Regions from separate parts of the Homo sapiens genome. Here region 2 is linked to region 1. Evidence: chromatin contacts called from ENCODE POLR2A ChIA-PET data. All regions are on one chromosome and are shown on one strand. Each heading gives the region's core, a stretch centred on a gene start or an enhancer-like site at or near the end of the contact. The rest is flanking DNA. Distances are from core to core; before and after follow the strand shown. Region 1 has its middle 50 kb from the start of LINC02325. Region 2 overlaps CYP46A1 (cytochrome P450 family 46 subfamily A member 1).

What was found. ChIA-PET counts read pairs that join two places held with the same protein, here RNA polymerase II (POLR2A).
Region 2: POLR2A ChIA-PET joins it to region 1 with 11 read pairs in WTC11. The contact joins two enhancer-like sites. POLR2A ChIA-PET finds 5 or more read pairs at or near these places in 2 of 52 experiments (CD8-positive, alpha-beta memory T cell and WTC11).

What each region holds. Positions count from the first base shown.
Region 1 is chr14:97,405,119-97,412,199 of GRCh38, forward strand. No RefSeq gene overlaps it. Among named protein-coding and RNA genes, the nearest start is that of LINC02325, 50 kb to the right of the region's middle. RefSeq lists an enhancer at 6,789-7,081. Within about 2 kb of position 3,258, at least 2 of the 41 ENCODE cell types and tissues checked have a DNase peak (open chromatin) inside an H3K27ac peak, as active enhancers do.
Region 2 is chr14:99,727,073-99,734,153 of GRCh38, forward strand. It overlaps CYP46A1 (cytochrome P450 family 46 subfamily A member 1), which reads left to right. Exons shown (of 15, transcript NM_006668.2): 15 at 1-229. Among named protein-coding and RNA genes, the nearest start is that of CYP46A1, 46 kb to the left of the region's middle. RefSeq lists a silencer at 3,049-3,168 and an enhancer at 4,490-5,349. Within about 2 kb of position 3,064, at least 10 of the 41 ENCODE cell types and tissues checked have a DNase peak (open chromatin) inside an H3K27ac peak, as active enhancers do.

The DNA.
Region 1 (7,081 bases), core at 2,008-4,507:
TCCTTTGGCTGGGCACAGTGGCTCACACCAGTAATCCCAGCACTTTGGGAGGCTGAGGCAGGCAGATCACCTGAGGTCAGGAGTTTGAGACCAGCCTGGCCAACATGGTGAAACCCTGTCTCTACTAAAAATATAAAAATTAGCCGAGTGTGGTGGTCTGCACCTGTAGTCCCAGCTACTTGGGAGGCTGAGGCACAAGAATCACTTGAACCCGGGAGGTGGAGGTTGCAATGAGCCGAGATTGCACCACTGCACTCCAGCTTGGGTGATAGAGTGAGACTCTGTCTAAAAAAAAAAAAAAAAAAAATTGTCCTCTTCCCTGTTGCAGCTCTCCTGGCTCTTCAGGGTGATTTCTCCAGCAGCAATATTGGAATTATTAACAGGAAAGACTTTTTAAGCGTGATGCAAAATCCAGAAGCTCAAAAAGTAGATTGATGGATTTTTCTTTCTATAAATTTGTAACTCCTGTCTTGCAACCTATGTGATATATGTCAGACTAGTTTCTTTCATATGTAAAGAGCTTCTACAAATTGTTAATATTGCAAAACAATCCAATGGAAAAATACTGAAAGAACTTTAGTAGACAATTGGCAAAAAGGAAACAAATTACTATTTAAAATAGATTCTCAATTTGTTTGTAATAAGGAAAATGCAAATGGCAATGGGGGAATGGAAAAATGGACTTTGTAGATGTGGTATGTGTGAGTGGTCAGTTAGTGCATCGGCTTTGCAAAACGAATTGGGGGTTTGTGTCAAACTTGACATGATTCATACTCTTTAACCTGGCAGTTCCACTTTAGCACTTTAGCTTTTTGAGGTACTTACAGAAATTCACAAAAATGTGATTTTTGTGGCTTTGTTAGGATAGTGATTAATTGGAAATGATTTAACTTACATTTGTAGATTAAATAAAATGTCAAATATTCTTACAATGCAATGCCATGCAGCCACTAAAAGAAAGAAGCAGATGTATATATCTGCTGTCATGAAATGATCTCTAAGATGCATCTTTAATTAAAAAAAGAAAAGTACAGGCCAGGCACGGTGGCTCACGCCTATAATCCCAGTACTTTGGGAGGAAGAGGCGGGTGGATCACCTGAGGTCAGGAGTTGGAGACCAGCCTGGACAACATGGCGAAACCCCGTTTCTACTAAAAATATAAACATTAGCAGGGTGTGGTGGCACATGTCTGTAAACTCGGGAGGCTGAGGCAGGAGAATCGCTTGAGCCCAGGAGGCAGAGGTTGCAGTGAGCCGAGATCATGCCACTGCACTCCAGCCTGGGCAACAGAGAGCGACTCCGTCTCAAAAAAAAAAAATGTACAGAACAGTGTGCTCAATGTATTACCACTTATTAATGGGAAATGCTATTGCTTTTTGAAGGGAAAATGGTAGTGATAGGGTGCACTTCACTTTTGTACTGCCGACTTTTCTTTTAAACAATATATGTGATTTACCTGTTTAAACAAAAAAATTGGTATTAATTTTACAATAATATATTGAATGATGTAAATCTACATTTTGTATATATGTAGATGTATTTCTATAACTACATAAAATAATTTATCATTATATTATACACTGTACCTATAATAGGACATAACTGTGGCATGCTATGTTACAGGCTATGGTTATAGTATGACGTAGAGCTGTGGCTAATGTTATATACCATAGCCTAGTCATGACATATTGTAGGTACATATATATTAGTAATAACATAAATATATAAAAATAGTTATGCAAATATTTACATTTATATTCTGAACAGATAAAAACTGGAAGAAAATATAATGAAAAGTTAATTTTGGTTTCTCTGGGTGGTGAAACTATAAGTAGTTTTTTAAAACTTTTTTGTATATATATGTTTTAAAATTTGCATTGTAATTATTTGTGTATATGTGAGTATATATATGTGTATGTATGTATGTGTGTGTACACATATAATCAGCATAGATTATGTAGGCTGTTTAGTTTTCATGTGTAGTTTTCTTATTTCTGCCTGTTTTAAAAAAACTAATAATATAATTATACATAATTACATAAATATTCTGTTACATTTCTATCTGCCAAAGCAATTTCATATTAATTATTTCCTCTGGGTGCCCCATTGATCTGGAGATAGGCAGAATGTACATTAACACTACCATTTTACAGATGAGTAAACCGAGGTTCTGTCCAGTTCAATGGAAGGGTATGAGTCAGAGCCAGGGACTGTTGGCCAACTTGGTTTTAGGTTGATGATGGACTGGGTTCCAGGGAGCAGTAAGGGCTCTGGAGATCTGGAGACTGCCAGCCTCTCATTCCACATGTGCCCTGTTGCAAGGCCCTCGAAGCAACGCTGCCATTTCCAGGAGTACTGGGAGGAAGATAAAGGGATGTCCACAGTGGGCACATTAAGGATCTCTTGCTTTTTTCTTCTCTCCACTGCATTAATGTAGTTTTTAAAAATCATCATCATAGATCGGAAAATACATGAACGTATTGCATGTGAGTGTAATGAAAAACTGGAGAACACGCCAGTCTTTTTTTTTTTTTTTAATCTTTGTTGCATAGTTTTTTATCTTCTTTTTGTAAACAGAAAAAAAAAAAGCCTCGAGTCTCTGAAACAGCTTCCCATTCGACCTATGCAGGTCACATTTACATGTAGTTCTTAAACTGGTGGTTGAGCCTGCGTTTTGGCATTTACCCTTCCCAAATGCCTTGAGGAGGGAGCTTCATCTTTAGCCTCAGATCACGTCACTCTCGTGCTCAAAGCCGTCCGCTGGTTTGCATCTCACTGGGTGTAAAAGCCGAAGTCCTTGCCATGACCTTCGAGCTCCTGAGTGATCTCCCCCACCTCTGCCTCCCTCTGATTTGATCATTCTGCTCCAAACACATGTCCCCCCTGCTCTTCCTGAACACACCGAGCAGGCTCTGCCCCAGGCTTTGAACTTGCTTTTCCCTCTACTTGGATCTCTTTTCCCCTAGAGAGACAGGTGGCTTCTTCCCTTGCTGCTTTTTATCCTTACAGAAACCTCCCCTACCGTACGAGTGCTTTCTTAACCTCCATGTGCGTCATACTAACACATCACGCCACCCTGGGACTCCACAGGACTCCACATTTCCTTTAATGATTTATTTTTTCCCATAATGTGTATCCCCATGTGGCATGCTGTATATTATCTCCCGCCCCACCAATGGCTGGACTGGAAACCTCACGAGGACAGGGATGGTATCTTTTTTGCTCATTGCCAGCATGCAGGACCGTACAGAGGATGGAGGTAGTCAGTGATGCAAAACTGATTTTAAATTGTTTGGTGCTGTGCCAGAAGGAGTGATTATTCTCACTATGCGGCTTCCTCTGACCTCTGAACTCCTGCTGGAATGATCTGGACCGCTCAGTTTGGCATTTTAATTATATACTGTCTCATGTTACAACTTAAAGTGTTCTAATTTTACGTATTTGCTTATACGGTAAACATGTATTCAGCTTCACCTATGTATACCAAGCACCTCAGAAACCTGAAATCATTCCTTAAGACCAAAGAACAGATAACAGGCTGATAGCATGCTGATTTTGTTTTTTTATCTTCCACTTCCTACCTAGGACAGTGCAAGTAAAGAGTCAGCCCTCAAGAAAACAGAACAAAAAAGCAAGTCACTGGGCTGTGCACATTTAGTAAGCTCCACTGGTACCAAATGCTTGTAGGTTAATGAATTAGGAACATCAGTTTTCTTGGTGCAAATATGCTCCCAGCTTAGTTAAGAGGTTCTTCAGTTTGAATTTGTTTGGATGAAAACAAGATGGTTCCAAATTTCTGTGTAAATCTGAAACCAGACAAGTTTCACACAGTTGCACATTTCAAAAAAAAAAAAAAAAAAAAAGTTCTGCTCCCGTTTGGTAAGTATTCTGTGTATCTGAAAGGAGAAAAAAAAAAAAAAAACCTTGTAGTTTCCAATTGCAAAATGAGTCTTTATTTCCTCTCCAAAACCCTTTATGTGCCGTGAGTTGGTGAGTGTAAACCGGCTTCCTGGTGTGTGTGTGCAGCCCTGGGATGCCACAAGTCACATTTGTGACATGTCGGCTCTGGGAAATGCTGTGGAACCTGTCAGAACAATCCGTTCCACATAAATACAAAATGCTCTTTCTCACCCATGTCACCACGAACCTTTATTCAGGGCTTAAAACCCAGCTAGGCCTATATGAACAGCGTATGTTCGGAGCTTTTCCTACACACACAAACACGCACACACATACACACACATCTTTATCTTTCTGTCATTCTCTGCATTAACTACATTCTTAAAACCTGGAGGTATGCCAATCTTTTTTTTTTTTCAAAGAGGAAAAAAAATCAAAAGTTTTTGGTAATTGAAATTCATGACAAATTACAGACAGTTTTTTTCTTTCTTTTTTAGAACACCGTGTTCTTAGAAAAGTGTCTTCTTACTGAAATGAAAAAGCGTGGAAGCCGTGTGCGCCCGTGGACGTGGTTTTGTGACTCATGGCTGCCCTGGGCTGACAAGGACCAGTGTTTGATCTCTAAATCACGGGAAGACGAGTGTTGGATGTCAGGTGGTGGTGTGGTATCAGAGAAAATCGGTGGTCTTTTTGTTTTGCACCTGTGTTCTTTTGCTGTCGGCAAGGTGGGCCCAGGTAAAGCCAGCGTAGGTGAGCAAGGGGTCGCTGATTTTAATTGAGTAGTTATTCCAGTAACACCATCTATTCTGTTCACAGCCAAATGGGGTGGCCCCCTCCAATTTATCCCTCAGGCAGATTTCAAGAAAACGCTGTAGTCCAATATAATCGATGATTTCATATCCGAGAAAAGGTTTTTGTGTTTTTATTTTGTTCCAGTGTTTGCTTTAGGACTGATACTACCATTGCTTTTAATAAACTCCTTTGATACATTTTCTCCCCAGAAGAGACTTTTTTTGTTGTTGTTTTCAAGGTCACACAAAGAATATAACTTTGGTTTATTAATGGAAACCTTCTAGCTACTGGTTAATTCATTACTGCACAGTACAATTTTAAAAGTCACCAACAATGTGGTTCTTTGTCTTTAATTTCTTTGGATGTGTGGTTGTGTGTGTGCGTATGTCAGCACCTTTTTACCTTAAAGAGATACGCGAATCCCCATGAATTATTATACTTTCACTTGTTTTTGTGCCCACTTAAATTTATAGGTAAATATGTGTAAATTTGGGAAAAATATACTTTTTCCACTGTTCGAATTTCTTTCCTCAGAACTTTCCTAAGACTATAAAACTACAGCAGAGATGCTGGGGGCGCTGGGATCTGGGTGAGAGAATTGAGGCATGCACCTTGGGTGCAAAATTTAATGGAGTGCCAAAAAGGCAGTAATTAAGAAAAATGATAATTGGATGCAATGTTTAAAAAAATAAAATGAATGCACCAAAATTCACAATGAACAAAAAATTCAGATTTTAAATAAAGGCAGGATCTGATCCTGTCCACTGATTTTTAGAAGAGTGAGATGTATGTGCAGGCTTCTGATATCTCAAAGACAATTTTGGGAAACATCTTGCACAGAATCTATCATCACGGATTTTTATTTTAGGAGAAGATGTTACCTATCACCACGAGGGTAAGTTTTGACAACCGAATTTCTCCCCCTTTGCTCTTGCGGTTACTCCACAGACATTTGAGCATTCCGCGACAAAACTGTTTTCCAGTCCTGGACAAATACTTTTTATTTCTGAAAGCATCTCGCAGGGGGAGCTAGGGAGTAACACACTGCTCAAAGACGCTCTTTATAAAGGGACTTTCTGTGTCGTTTCTGGATTTTGATAGCAACTTTTGAGTAGGGCCGAGCAGCCTTTGCAGGAATGGGTGGATGGCGGCTAAGGTCATTGTCAAGGACTTGGGATCAATTAGTATGCAGATCAGAGCCAAGGAGTTCAAAGGTATTGTTCCAATTCAATCACATTAGCCAGGGCAGAGATGAACAAACAGCACGACCTTAATCACCAAGCCTTACCCATTCACTGGGTGTGTGTGTGTGTGTGAGAGAGAGAGAGAGAGACACACTAAGATCTGGCCAACCATGTGAAGATATGAGAAAGCTGACCCCCAAGCCTTATTATTTATAAAATATAATATGTACATTTCCTTCCGTGTATATTTGAGGGAGAACTTAATTGAAGGTGAACAAACTGGCTCTGTATTTCAATGCATGCCTTCACACATACACAGACACATTAAATGCCTTGCAAAAAACCAAAATCTCACTAGTATAATGCCAAGGTAAGTTCTTTTCCCTCTTACTTGCAGACAAGCCTATTCAAAATGTGCACAATTCTTTCAAGTCCCCCAAGTGAGAGGACGTGAAATTCCACATTCTAAAATACAGTATCTGCAGTCTAAATATACCTTTCAACTGTGTGGTTAGAGCTAACATGGAGATAAATGAGGAAATTTTGAATTTTTAAAACATCACAGGAAGAAGGATTTTTTCCCCCTTCTCTCTCTTCTCAAAGGAAAACCCAATTATTTTCCTGATTTGCCGATGTGATGCATTGGAATGTGGGCAAACCAGTGGCCGCTACTCATTGCCTGTGTCCTTAAAACATACAGCACGGAAGAGTAGGGACACAGATGCATAGTGTAAATACGCGGGTTCCATCTATAATTATATCTACAGCACACATGAGATACTTTTATGGTTTGGGTGGAAATGAGGAACGACAAGGGGATTAGCCTTTGACAAAATGTGACATTTAAGCAGGTTCACCTGGTTCTGGAACCCTTTGCCCTCCGAGTCGCTGTTTATCTGCGTTCACATGTAAGTTTGCTGCATCAATCTGGATAAACATTTGCTAAACCCAACAATGACTTCTATTGGAGTGGATTACCCCGGGAAGCTGTAGGCTGCACTGGGGGAGAATTCCGCCTCGGTATCTTCATTTCCATCTAAAATCAAACATGATCCGGTAACTAAGGTTTTCCGAATCCAGTCTCTGCCCCCACCTCCGGCCCTGGGAAGACAGTTAATCATAGCTGGCGAAGATGAAAGACGCGCAGGGAAACGCAACTCTAGCAGGCAAAGCTGCACCCCAGGGGGTCATGAATGCTGGGGGA
Region 2 (7,081 bases), core at 1,814-4,313, 2.3 Mb after region 1:
CCACCCCCCGCCGGCAGGGGCCCCTCCTCTGTGCTCCCTCGGTCACCTGTGCTACCTCTAACACCACACTGACCACACTGTATCGTGAGTGTCCGTTGACGTGACCAATTGCCCTGCCAGGCTGTCAGCGCCTCAAGGGTAGGGTCTGCGTGTGATTTGTCTCTGAGCCCCCTGTGCCCACCCAGGGCCCGGCACAGAGTCGATGCTCAATAAATGTGTGTTGACTGCATGAATGACCTGGAACCAGGCCATGCGCTCTCGCCTCAGCTTGCTCGTCTGTGAAAAGGGGGAGATGCGGAGGCTGGCACAGCTTTGGAAGCCACCAGCCCGCAGATGCCCCGCAGATGCCCTGACAACGCTGCCTTGGGAGAGACTGCCCCAGGTTACCAGCCTGTTCCCTGTGCTGTATTCACGGCCATGCCCCTGGGTGTTGTGTGAGGTTGGGCCTGGGTGGGTGACTGGCTCTGAGAGCTGGATTTGAGAGGTCAGAGAGGCCCCTGGGCCTCTCTTGGGAGCAGCTTGGTGGAGCTGAGCCCCGTGCCTGTGGGCACCTGCTGCCCTCCTGACCTGGCAGGGGGGCAGGGCAGGTGAGACTGCATCCCTCGTGGTGGTGATGGGAGAAGCCGTCCCTTCCTCTCCAGGGCCGTGTCCTCTGAGCTCATCCAAGGAAGAGGTCCTGCCCTGAGTTTCTCCTTCGGCCATTGGGAGCTTGTCTTTGTGCAGAGAGAAAAAGCGCCCTCATGGCCCGGTGCGGTGGCTCACGCCTGTAATTCCATCACTTTGGGAGGCCAAGGTGGGAGGATCACCCGAGGTCAGGAGTTCAAGACCAGCCTGGCCAACATGGCGAAACCCTGTCCCTACTTAAAAATACAAAAATTAGCCGGGCATGATGGTTGGGTGCCTGTAATTCCAGTTACTTGGAGTCTGAAGCAGGAGAATCGCTTGAACCGGGGAGGCAGAGGTTGCAGTGAGCCCAGATCGCACCACTGCACTCCAGCCTGGGCGACAGTGAGACTCCGTCTAAAAAAAAAAAAAGAAAAAGCTGCCCTCTCCCCTGCCTGGGCCATGTGCCCCCTGGGAAGACCCCCTCCCCAAACAGGGAAGGCACAGATGTGTGCCGGCCCGTGATGTGCATTGTTGGCCTCCTTCGGTCCTTGCCGCAGTCTTGAATGATAGCTCCAAGGGATGGTCCCATCAAGCAGATAAGGAAACTGAGACTCAGGGGCGGGAGTGACATGCTCAGTACAGGTGGGGCCTGGTGTGGCTCTGAGAATGGAGGAGACAAGTGTCTGGGTTCCCAGCCTGCCCCTCTCCCCAGCCCAGGTGGGCCCTGAGAATGCACACCCCGGCCTCTGGGCAGAGGGTCGGGCCCCGGGATGCCTCGAGAACTGCAGCGTTCTTGCAGAGCGAGGGTCCTCCTGCTCCCCTAGCACCTCGCCTGACCACGTGGGCACCTGGCCAGCCCATCATCAAGCTGCACCCTCCACCCTCTCCATTTCCAGCTCGCTGTCTGAGGGGCCCCCAAACTCACCACTCACTTTGAGAATGGTATGCCCGGGCTCAGCCTCCAGCCACCTGGTCAAACTCATCCCTGGCCAGAAGCAGCCCCTTCCCACAGCCACCCCAAATGCTGCTGTCTCCCAGCGTCCTGTTCCCAAGCCCCCAGCTGGGCACTGTTCCCCGACCTGCTCTGCTGTGCCCCCCACTCCGCCCTCTGCAGCCCTTCTCTGAGTCTCTGAGGTTCACCAGTACCCACACACCTGCCCACGCTTCCCACAGTCCATGCCCTCTGCCTCCTGCTGTGGCTGGGCCTAGTCCCCACAGTACAGCACCTCCTTCACAGTCCATCTAAAAGGGCCACAGGCCACCAAGCCTCAGTACTGCAGCAATGCAACCCAGCATTGTCTGGAGGGGCCTGGAGGGATCGGCTCCCTCCAGAGACTTCAAGTTCCCGGCTTGACCATCCCCTGATTTGGCAAATATCTGTCTGTTGCTGAGCCTGAGCCTTCACACCATGATTTCTTCAAATCCTGCCAGGAAACAGGAGCCAACTATGCCCCATTTCACAGATGGGGAAGTCCAGGCCAGAGCCACAGCTGGGCCATAGTGGAGTCAGCACTTGAACCCATGGCCCTTTGCATCCAGTGGCCTTCCACAGGCTCAGCATGCCCTATCCCTGCAGGCCTGGGCTTGTCTTCTGCACGCCCCAGGAATCCCAGATGGCTGGGAAGTGCAGAGCCAGAACCCCCCAGCCCCACTGTCACTGCCGGTGGGGCCATCCTGCCCTTCCTTTCTGAGCCACTTCCTCTTCCATAGACTGGGCTTTCTGTGAGGGGCAGGTGGCTCTCAGTCCATGCTGCATGGGGAAGCCACCTGGGCCAGGTGAATCAGCCTCTGGGGTGGGGCCCAGAAACTCTTCTTTTTCTTTTTTCTTTTTTGAGATGTAGTTTTACTCTTGTTGCCCAGGCTGGAGTGCAGTGGCACAATCTCTGCTCACTGCAACCTCCGCCTCCTGGGTTCCTCAGCCTCTGGAGTAGCTGGGATTACAGGCATGTGCCATGACGCCCAGCTAATTTTTGTATTTAATATATTTTTTTAGTAGAGACGGGGTTTTACCATGTTGGCCAGGCTGGTCTCGAACTCCTGACCTCAGATGATCCACCCTCCTAGGCCTCCCAAAGTGTTGGGATTACAGGCGTGAGCCACCGCGCCTGGCCCAACTGTTTTCTTTTTAAGTCTCCCAGTAGATCCCAATGTGCATGGGCCGGTGCCGCCAGTCCAGGTGAAGCTGACCCCCGGGACCCAGGCAAGATGGATAGGATTAAACCCAAGGCTGTGCAGCAAGGCTACCTGGGGTCAAATCCTGCCCCCACCTGCCTGGGCCTCAGTTTCCCCATCTGTAAGGGAGGACAAATAATAGGACCCACTTCCTAGGGTTGGAGGGGAATTAGTGTCCACACGAGGGTCGGGCTCTGGCACTGTGAGTCTGGTCATTGTCACCTGCAGGGAAGGGAGGGCTTTTCTGCAGGCAAGGCGGCGCAGTCCCCGGAAGACCCGCACGGTGGCGCGCTGGCGCAGAGCTCGGGCTCGCCCTCCCGCCCAGGCCGAGCGGGCGGCGCCGGCCCCAGGCGCGGAGGGTCCCGAGGCGCGGAGTGGGTGGGCCGAGGGGACGCCAGCCCCGCTCCCGGAAGCGGGGTCAGCGGGGAGGCCGGGGGTCGGCAGTGGCAAGCTCTGGCCACGGCGTAGGGGTGGGATAGCCACCCCCATTTCACAGATGGGGCTCCCGAGGCGCGGTGAGGTCTGGCAGCTGCTGGGGGCGCAGGCACGGCCCCCCGGGCGGGTGTAGCGGTCGCTTGGCGGGTGGGTCCGCAGGCCTCGCCGGGAGCCGGGCCTGGGTCTGGGGCGCTGGCAGGCCGGCCGGGAGGCGCGCCGGGCGGGAACGCGCAGCTCTGGCGGGAAGTGCGTGGGGTCGGGGGGCTCGGGCGGGGTGCAGGCTGCTGCTGCCACCGGGGAGGCCCGGGGGATGCCCTCACTAAGCGGCTCCAGAGACTGCGGGCCCCGCCCTGCCCTGCCACTCCCTCTCTTGTGACCTCGGCCAGTGGCAGCCTTTTCTGAGCCTGTCCCCTTCTCTGTAAACCTGGACGTGTTTGATCTACGCTCGCGTCCCGGCAGGAGGCTTCCAGCCTGCACATTCCTGGGGGCCCGCCTTCCCCAGGCACTAGCTTACCCAGGGCTGAGCTGCTGAACTCTGAAAACCTTTGGAAACCTCCCTGCCCTCTGCCCTAGCGACCTGCGGCTGGAGACCCTGAGCTGGCCCAGCCCTCTAGGGTGCCTAGGAGCCTAGGCTGGGTTGGGGGTGGCTTCAGGAACCTTGGGCTGCCGGGTGTGGGGTGAGAGCCTTGGCCCAGCTATGGCCAGGTGGGAGGTTTTCTTCCTCTGTGCTCTGGGTGCTGGGGCTGGAGGCGGTGGCTCTGCTGGGCTTCAGTGACAGCCAATGTGGGTAGACAGAGGACCATGCCCTGTGTCCCAGCAATTAGCTGCCCACCTGGGAAGGTTCTGGATGGGACTTGGCAGAAGCCTGAGCCGGCCCCTCCTGGCAGTCCTGGCTGAGCGGGCACCGAGCGCCTTATGCTGGTCCAGTCAGTTGGAGTGACTAAATTCACATCTGCCCAGACCTCACCCTGGGCTCCGGACCTCACCCCGGGCTCCAGCCTCACCCCGGGCTCCAGCCTCAGGCATCTCTGGATGTCCAAAAATAACCCCCACCCCCACCCGCACCCTCCCCGGCAGTCACTGGGGGTATTTCTGGCAGACGGAAGGGGACTCACAGTGGGAGGGAGGGTCATTTCTCTGAATCCAGGGCCAGGGGTGGGGAGGGACAGAGTCAAGGCCCTGCCTTGGCTTGGAGCTTTAAAAACACTCATTTCTTCTGGAACGCAGCCTCTCCCCAGTAAATCCTTCTCACCAGAGAAAACCATAGTCACCTACCTGGTGCTCACTTCTTGGGCAGCCCCTGCGGGGACCAGACCCCGGGTGGCCAGGCAGAGGGGTCCCCCCCACCCTGCGGGAGGCAGCCTGCTAATTCTGGGTGCCAAGGGTAAGGCTGCAGGTCCCTGTGCAGGACACCTGCTAGCTGCATCCCGTTTGGAGCCTGCCCTGGATGGGGCTCCATGGGCCCAGGGCGAGGCCAGGCAGAGACCGGCATGAGCAGCAGCCCGCACAGGAGCACCCTGGGCCCAGGGCAAGAGCCCATCGGCCAGTGGCAGACACTGGGTGAGGATCCCCGATGATTCGAGTCACACTGTGCTGGCCATGAGCGTCAACTGTTGGGCGCGCTGTACGGCCAACCCTGAGCCAGCTTTCCTGTACCTCCAGGCCCCTGTGCTACAGACGAGGCTCCGAGAGGTGGCGGCCTGCCCCATCTCAGGGCCAGAGGGCAGAGGGTGCGGTGGGCTGTCCCTGGGGCCCTTGCCCCTGCTGTTGAGCCCAGGAGCCTGAACCTGGGAGGCCTCCCCATCACCTCCCTGCCCCCTCCCAAATGACAGTGGCTCCTTGGCCGCCACCCCAGAGGTGAGGGGATAGCCCAAGGAAGCCAGGAGCTGCCCACACCCTCAGCCCAGGAACACCCGGTGCAGCTGCATGCGCCTCGCGGGCTTCTTTCCTGGCTGGGAGCCTGGACGCTGGGAGGGTTGCCCAAGGCCACCCAGGCAGCGGTCAGTCAGGGGTGCCTGGGCTGGACAGGGGGCCCTGGGTGTTTGGAACCAGCTCGCAGAGCTTTGCTGGAGCAGGTGCACGTGTGTGCGTGCATGTGAGCCCCACGTGCAGATGTGTGTCTCTGCGTGTCTCTCCGTACCTCTTCGTGTTCCTGTTCCCTTGTCTCCGGGTATCTGTCTGGCCCCCAGTGTGTGAGGCTGTGCGGATGAGTCTCCACATCCGTGTGTGTCTCATGCTCTGTGTGGAGCTGGTGTGTCAGGCCTGACCTGGACTACAAGGAGGTGTCTCTTTGAACCCAAGGCAGTGGACAAACATCAGACGCGTCGCCGTGGGCTGGGCCCCTGCCGTGTGGCATGCGTTCTGTCCTCACCCCACGTCCAGCGAGATGGGCTAACCTGCCCAAGGCCACACAGCCAGGAGCTTGGGGCCATCCAGTGTGGACATCCATTGTCCTTCAAGTCGTGGCCACCAAGGCCCCACGTGAGGCTCCCTGCTCCTCACCTGTCCTGGCTCTGTGTACAGGGGGAACCCAAGTCTGAGGGGTCTCCAGCAGGGAGAGGCTGCACTCCTGAGGCCCAGCCAGGGCCGGGTGAGTGCGGGGCAGCAGGTGTCAGCGGTGGGGGAGGTACGGGTGGGAAGCGGGGCCTCTTCCCTGACCCCCGCCACACTTGGCTGCCCCTCCACCTTTGATCACTGACCCTCCTCTGTCCCTCCAGGGACACTTTCCCGCCAGTGCTGGTGCTGGCTGGCCAAACAGTGTGGGAACCCAGGGACTGGCCTTCCTCCAGGCGGTGGCAGCCGGGGAGGGGCCTGGGCACACCGTGGGTGAGCAGTCACTGCAGAGCCTCCCCTGGGAAGTGGCATGATGCTGTGGTGTCTCAGGGAACCCAGGAAGGGCACTGGCTCTGGGCTGGGCCCCACAGGCATCAGTATATGTGTGCCCCTCCCTTTGCCCCATGCCCTTCCAATGACCCCAACTCCTGCCCGACCAGATTTCACACCACTGTCTGGCCATCTCGAACCATTCCTGGGTGCCCGAGCTCTTTCCCACCGCTAGGCCCATCTTATCCTATCCATCCCCATCCCCATTCCTCACTTCCCAGGTCTCTGTGTGGATGACTCTCAGAGGTCCTCGCTGACCACCTGCCCTTCCTTCCTGACCTCAGTTCCTTCACCAGCGCCCTCCACCCACAAGCCTGTGGGCCCTGAGAGGCTGCCCCCAGAGCTTGTTCAGGCCCCTGCAGCACCTGCCCCATCATGGTGACCGTGGAGTAGCTATTGAGACCAGCCAAATCACACATAGGTGAGCCCTCGGGGGCCAGCGGGCACACAAACTGTTGCAGCTTCAGGGTGAGCTGCAGGAGGCGCATCATGCACACACACACCCGACACGCAGACACACTCCCGCACGTGGACATCACAAGCTCCCATGGGCACACACACCCACACATTCTCACATGCACACGCACTCCCCCACACATGTGCCCGCTGCCATGCACCCGTGCACACACGTGCATCATCACACACGTTCACTTACACATCCTTGCATGCACACACTCTCCCACACGTGCCCACTGCACCTGTGTACGTGTCCCAGTGGACACACAGGCATCACACACACATCCACTTACACACATTCTTGCACATGTGCAGTGGCCTCAGGAGCAGGGGACTCTAGTTGTTTATCCCCAACACACGTTCCCATGATAAAGAAAACAGGAAGGGACTTGGAGCCAGACACAGGAAGGGGAAGTGGCCGGCCACAGGGAACCAGCTCCAGCCAGTGGACACTGGGCGGTCTGCTTGGGTGAGACACAGGGGCAGCCAGACAGATGGCCGCAGGGTGGGGAGCTGGAATGCCCCTCCG